Regions from separate parts of the Homo sapiens genome. Here region 2 is linked to region 1. A link is an interaction called in ENCODE POLR2A ChIA-PET data of the cell type or tissue named here. Cell type or tissue: Panc1. All regions are shown on one strand. Each heading gives the region's core, and the rest is flanking DNA. Links, peaks and the distances in the headings are about the cores only. Region 1 overlaps VPS45 (vacuolar protein sorting 45 homolog). Region 2 has its middle 32 kb from the start of LINC02988.

Region 1 (2,920 bases), core at 260-2,759:
CACTGTGACATTGATCTGGGTTCAAGCAGTCCTACCACTTCAGCCTCACAAGTAGCTTGTGCTAACTTTTTATTTTTTTCTAGAGACAGGGTCTTGCTATGTTGTCCAGACTGGTCTCAAACTCCTGGGCTCAAACAAACCTCCCAACTTGGCCTCCCAAATTGCTGGGATTACTGGCATGAGCCACCACACCCAGCCAAGGTAGATATTTTTATAATTGTTATCAACTTCCTTTTTCAGATGAGGAAATCAAAGTAGAGAGAAGTTAAGTACCTTGTCCAAAGTCATAAAGCTAGTAAGTGGTAAACCTGGAATTGGGCACAGTCTGTTTCCAGTATGAGTACCTAAGCACTCAGTTGAAATAATATTTTGGAATATTTATCTAGCTATGATATTTTTAAATCCTTTGTTTATAAATGTCACCTATAAGATAGGCAAAATATGTTTTTATCAAATGGATAATATGTGAAGCTTTCAGACTACTAAGAAATATTGTAAACCAAAGCTGGGGAAAAAATAATACAGAACTGAGGGATCATTTACTTTTATTTTAAGAATTTTATCATTCAATGATGATTAAAAATGAGATTTAAGAGACAGTGTTGCTCTTTGAGTAAAAATGACTAACTTGGCCAGGCATGGTGACTCACACCTGTAATCCCACACTTTGGGAGGCCGGGGCGGGCAGATTGCTTGAGTTCAGGAGTTCAAGACCAGCCTGGGCAACATGGTGAGACCCTGTCTCTACCAAAAATACAAAAAAATAGCTGGGCGTGATGGTGCGTGCCTGTGGTCCCAGCTACTCGGGAGGCTAAGATGGGAGGATAGCTTGAGCCCAGGGGGCAGAGGTTGCAGTGAGTCAAGTTCGCGCCACTGCACTCCAGCCTGGGTAACAGAATGGGACCCTTGTCTTAAAAAAAAAAAGAAAATTAACTTGATTAATTAGTGGAAGCTTTTAGTTTCATAACTATCTGAAATGATGCCTAAGTGTTATAATAATTTAACTTTGACATGGAGTAAGTGAAATTAATACTTTTTGTAGTGAATACAGCTAAGGGCCTAAAAAATAGTTGGCATCTTGAATTTCTATACATAAGTTTGAGGCTGGTAGGGGGCTGATTCAATTTGTGTTATCAACAGGTACTTTATAGATTTCCACCTAAACAAGTAACACTAGAAACTTGGACCTTCTCCTGTAACCACCAGTAGGTTCAATCTCTGAATTATTTACAGAAAAATTAGGATACTATGACAGAATTTGCATTTCAAAGAGGCAGGAACCCAGAGGGGACTTCTCTTCACTACGGACGTTTCAGGATAAGTTTTGAAACTTTCCCAAAGAGATTTTCTTTCTTTTTTTTTTTCAGTGAGACAGAGTCTCGCTCTGTCGCCCAGGCTGGAGTGCAGTGGCACGATCTCGGCTCACTGCAACCTCCGCCTCCCGGGTTCAAGCGATTCTCCTGCCACAAAGTCCCAAGTAGCTAGGACTACAAGTGCGTGCCACCACGCCTGGCTAATTATTTTTGTATTTTTAGTAGAGATGGGGTTTCACCGTGTTAGCCAGGATGGTCTTGATCTCCTGATCTCGTGATCTGAGTGCTGGGATTACAGGCGTGAGCCACTGCATCCGGCAAAGAGATTTTCTTTGACAGCTTATTTTCCTCCAGTGACCAAAGGATTAGACATCATTGCAAGAGTTGTGATGGAGTGTGTCGCCTGTCACTGACAAGCATTTATTGAGTGCTGATTATGTGTAATGTTCTGTGCACGGTGCTAGAAAGATGAAGACATGTTCTGTATCTTTAAGGATCTCAATGTCTAATAGGAAAATAAACATATAAATGAACAACTCTAATAAGATGCCTTTTTAAAAGTTGAATTTAACCCAGGATTCAAATTTAGGCATGTCCCTTGATTCCAATTTGTTTGTGCACTGTAACGTATATTTTTTAATTAAAAAAATAGCTTTTCATTTTACCTCTGAATTGTGTGTAAAAAAGAAATTTAAAAAAGAAAAATATCTTTTCATTACAAAATCAATATATAATTCCTGTAGGAAAAAAAATTTAATACAGCTAAGCAAAAAAATAGCCATACTGCCACCATAGGGAATGTTGTCAGCCTTTTAGATCTTTTGCTATGAATGTATACACATTTTTTTTAATTTTATTTATTTATTTATTTATTTGAGACGGAGTCTTGCTCTGTCACCCAGGCTGGAGTGCAGTGACACCACCTCGGCTCACTGCAACGCCCGCCTCCCAGGTTCAAGCGATTCTCCTGCCTCAGCCTCCCGAGTAGCTGGGACTACACGCTACCACACCCAAATAATTTTTGTAGTTTTAGTAGAGACAGATTTCACCATGTTGGCCAGGCTGGTCTCAAAGTCCTGACCTCAAGTGATCCACCTGCCTCAGCCTCCCAAAGTCCTGGGATTACAGGCATGAGCCACCACGCCTGGCCAATTTTTTTTTTTTTTTAAGATGGGGTCTTGCTCTGTCACCCAGGCTGGAATGCAGTGGTGTGATCATAGTTCACTGTAACCTCAAACTCTTGGGCTCAAGCAGTCCTCCCACCTCAGCCTCCCAAGTATCTAGGACTATGGGCCACCAAGCCTGGCTATCTATCTGTCTAATCTATCTATCTATCTATTTATTTGAGATGGAGTCTCAAATATATTGCCCAGTCTGGTATTGAACTCCTGGCCTCAAGAGATCCTGCAGCCTCGGTCTCCCAAAGTGCTGGGATTATAGGCATGAGCCACTGTGCCCAGCACACATATATATCTATATATAATACACACACACACTTTTTTTTTTTTTTTTTTTTGAGAGACAAGGCCTTGCTCTGTTGCCAGGCTGGAGTGCAGTGATGTGATCTTGGTTCACTACAACCTCCTCCTCCCGGGCTTAAGCCATCC
Region 2 (2,920 bases), core at 258-2,757, 64 kb after region 1:
TCCCAAGTAGCTGGGACTACAGGCACCCACCACCACGCCGGCTTAATTTTTGTCTTGTTTTTTGTTTTTTTTTTTTTAGTAGAGACAGGGTTTCACCATGTTAGCCAGGATGGTCTCGATCTCCTGACCTCGTGATCCACCCGCCTCGGCCTCCCAAAGTGCTGGGATTACAAGCGTGAGCCACCGTGCCTGTCCAATTACATCTCATATTATCATGTTGGCTATAAAACTGTATGCACCCTTTTTATGGTTGCTAATAAAAATGTTTTTGCTCAAATATACTTGCTATTTACCTTTAAGTGAATAATGTATTCCAGAATTAAAATCCAGGGCAAATATACACACAATAAGGAGCACCACTCTAGCAATACCAGACACATTTAGTAGACATGACACATGCATTTAAATATGTGGAAAATTCTAAGCAGCTACCTATCAAATCTCAAGAGATAAAGTCCAGCAGCCCAACCACACTGGCTGTCAAACAGGCTGAAATTTGATTCAGAAAATAGAATCTGATTCAGAAGACAAAAATGGTAACGTTAACAATGCTATTTTGATGTGACCCTTTAGCAGAAAGCTGACCTTTTCGGCAGTTGTTAAAAAGCAAGGTATGTCTGTAGGAGAGAGCAGAGCTTGATAAATGAAGAAAACAGGTCTATCCCCATAATATAGAGAGAAATCACTGACAATTTAGTCTCATCTTGTTCCACTATCATTTTAACAGTGGAAGCTGCCACTGCGAAAGCTCGCTGCATGGCACCTGTTAGGCCTCATTCTCATCTCGCAGTTCCCAGAATTCCTCTTGATTGCAGCATCCATACACTCTTCATTTTCCTGCAAGGTATTATTTGGACACTCTTCAAGAATCCTTTTTCTTTTTTTTTCCCGAGATGGAGCCTCACTTCGTTGCCCAGGCTGGAGTGTAGCGGCGCAATCTCGGCTCACTGCAACCTCCTCCTCCCGGGTTCAAGCGATTCTCCTGCCTCAGCCCCCCGAGTAGCTAGGACTACAGGCGTGCGCCACCACACCAGCTAATTTTTGTATTTTTAGTAGAGGCGGGGTTTCACCATGTTAGCCAGGCTGGTCTCGAACTCCTGACTTCAAGGGATCCGCCCACCTCTGCCTCCCAAAGTGCTGGGATTACAAGCATGAGCCACCACACCCGACCCTCTTAAGGAATCCTAATTGCAACTTTTAAGGCTTGTAATTCCTCCAAATAACTAAAGCAATAGCACATACTCTAAAAAGAAAACTTTTCTTCCTTTGCCAATATATTGACAAATTTGGAAAAGATAAAATCCCAACATAATGTTCATTGTTCTTATGATTATGACTCTTGAAACTTTATGCAGATAACTCTGTACACAGACTAGTCCCTCATCTTTCCCAAAATGCTTAAGAAAAACAAGAATGTTTAATCCAGATGCTGTTTTCTAAATTGGCCAATTCAGTTTAGCACTTACATCTTAAGAAAGTAAGCTTCAAAAATTCTCCTGTTTCTCCTGTGATGTGTCAATATCATTTGGCCTTTGGCTTCAATTAGGACATGAGTTGATTTCTTCTTAGCCCTAACTAATGGTCATGTAGTAGACTGACTTTTCAAATAGTGTGTTTAGAATAAATTAGTTCATTACAGAACATTTTCTTTATTTTCAGCTGGCATCAATGTGGGCATCAAGGTGTCCTCCTACTAAGCAGTTTAATCTGAATTGGTAACATGGATTATATATACCTATAGTAACTTGGAGATTTTACTGTATTTCTCTTTTGAGATGTTTTACATAATTTTTTTCTCCTTGATGTGCTACTAAAATGTCTGTAGAAAACTGTATGCTTTAAGTCTAAACATCAAGTACAGTGTGGGTTGAAGGGATGATATCAAAAAAAAGCAAACTCCATCCTTTTTTTTTTTTTTTTTGTAGACAGAGTCTCGCTCTGTCACCCACGGCGTGGAGTGTAGTGGCACGATCTCGGCTCACTGCAACCTCCGCCTCCCAGATTCAAGTGATTCTCCTGCCTCAGCCTCCCAGTAGCTGGGACTACAGGCATGTGCCACCACGCCCAGCTAATTTTTTTGTATTTTTAGTAGAGATGGGGTTTCACCATGTTGGCCAGGATGATCTCAATCTCGACCTCGTGATCCGCCGCCTCGACCTCCCAAAGTGCTGGGATCATAGGCGTAAGCCATTGCGCCCGGCCAACTCCAGCCATTTTTAAGCTATACTTAAGATCTTTCTGTCTTACATTTCTGTAATGAGACAGCTAATCACAACTAAGCGGGTTGGTTATAAAGATCTAAACCGGCCGGGCGCGGTGACTCATGCCTGTAATCCCAGCACTTTGGGAGGCCGAGGTGGGCGGATCACGAGGTCAGGAGATCCAGACCATCCTGGCTAACAGTGAAACCCCGTCTCTACTGAAAATACAAAAAATTAGCCAGGCATGGTGGCGGACGCCTGTAGTCCCAGCTACTCGGGAGGCTGAGGCAAGAGAATGGCATGAACCTGGAAGGCGGAGCTTGCAGTGAGCTGAGATCGCACCACTGCACTCCATCCTGGGCGACAGAGTGAGACTCCGTACTCAAAAAAAAAAAAAAAAAAAGAACCTAAACCGACATTGTAAGCAAGACAATGCTACAAAATATGGAAGACACAAAGAGAGTTCCTACCCTCCAGAGAATTTCCCTGAGACGAGTACTGCCTTTCAGTTTTCTCTGTTGTGGGGACAGAAAGAATAATGGTAAGAGGCTGAGTAATGGCTGCATCATGAGGGTAGTCTAGACAAGCAACCCATGGATATGCAAGAGAAAGACTGTCTCCAGGGGTCCATGAAAGAGACTGCCTGAAGGTGGGTGGGATCTTGATGAGATGGAAAACCTTCCAGGCAGAGGGAAAAGTGTGAGCAAAGACAGAGAGAT

Evidence for each region. Peaks named below come from ENCODE experiments on the same cell type or tissue, not always from the same donor. Only the 100,000 strongest peaks of a DNase experiment are listed, where the experiment ranks them.
Region 2: POLR2A ChIA-PET joins it to region 1 with 8 read pairs; 7 of 35 experiments call an interaction of 5 or more read pairs at or near these places.

What each region holds. Positions count from the first base shown.
Region 1 is chr1:150,127,390-150,130,309 of GRCh38, forward strand. The region is part of intron 14 of VPS45 (vacuolar protein sorting 45 homolog); the gene reads left to right. Among named protein-coding and RNA genes, the nearest start is that of PLEKHO1, 21 kb to the right of the region's middle. In Panc1, for the core only: no CTCF peak of the experiment used is centred there; no DNase peak of the experiment used is centred there.
Region 2 is chr1:150,191,768-150,194,687 of GRCh38, forward strand. No RefSeq gene overlaps it. Among named protein-coding and RNA genes, the nearest start is that of LINC02988, 32 kb to the left of the region's middle. In Panc1, for the core only: no CTCF peak of the experiment used is centred there; no DNase peak of the experiment used is centred there; H3K27ac peaks cover 812 bases.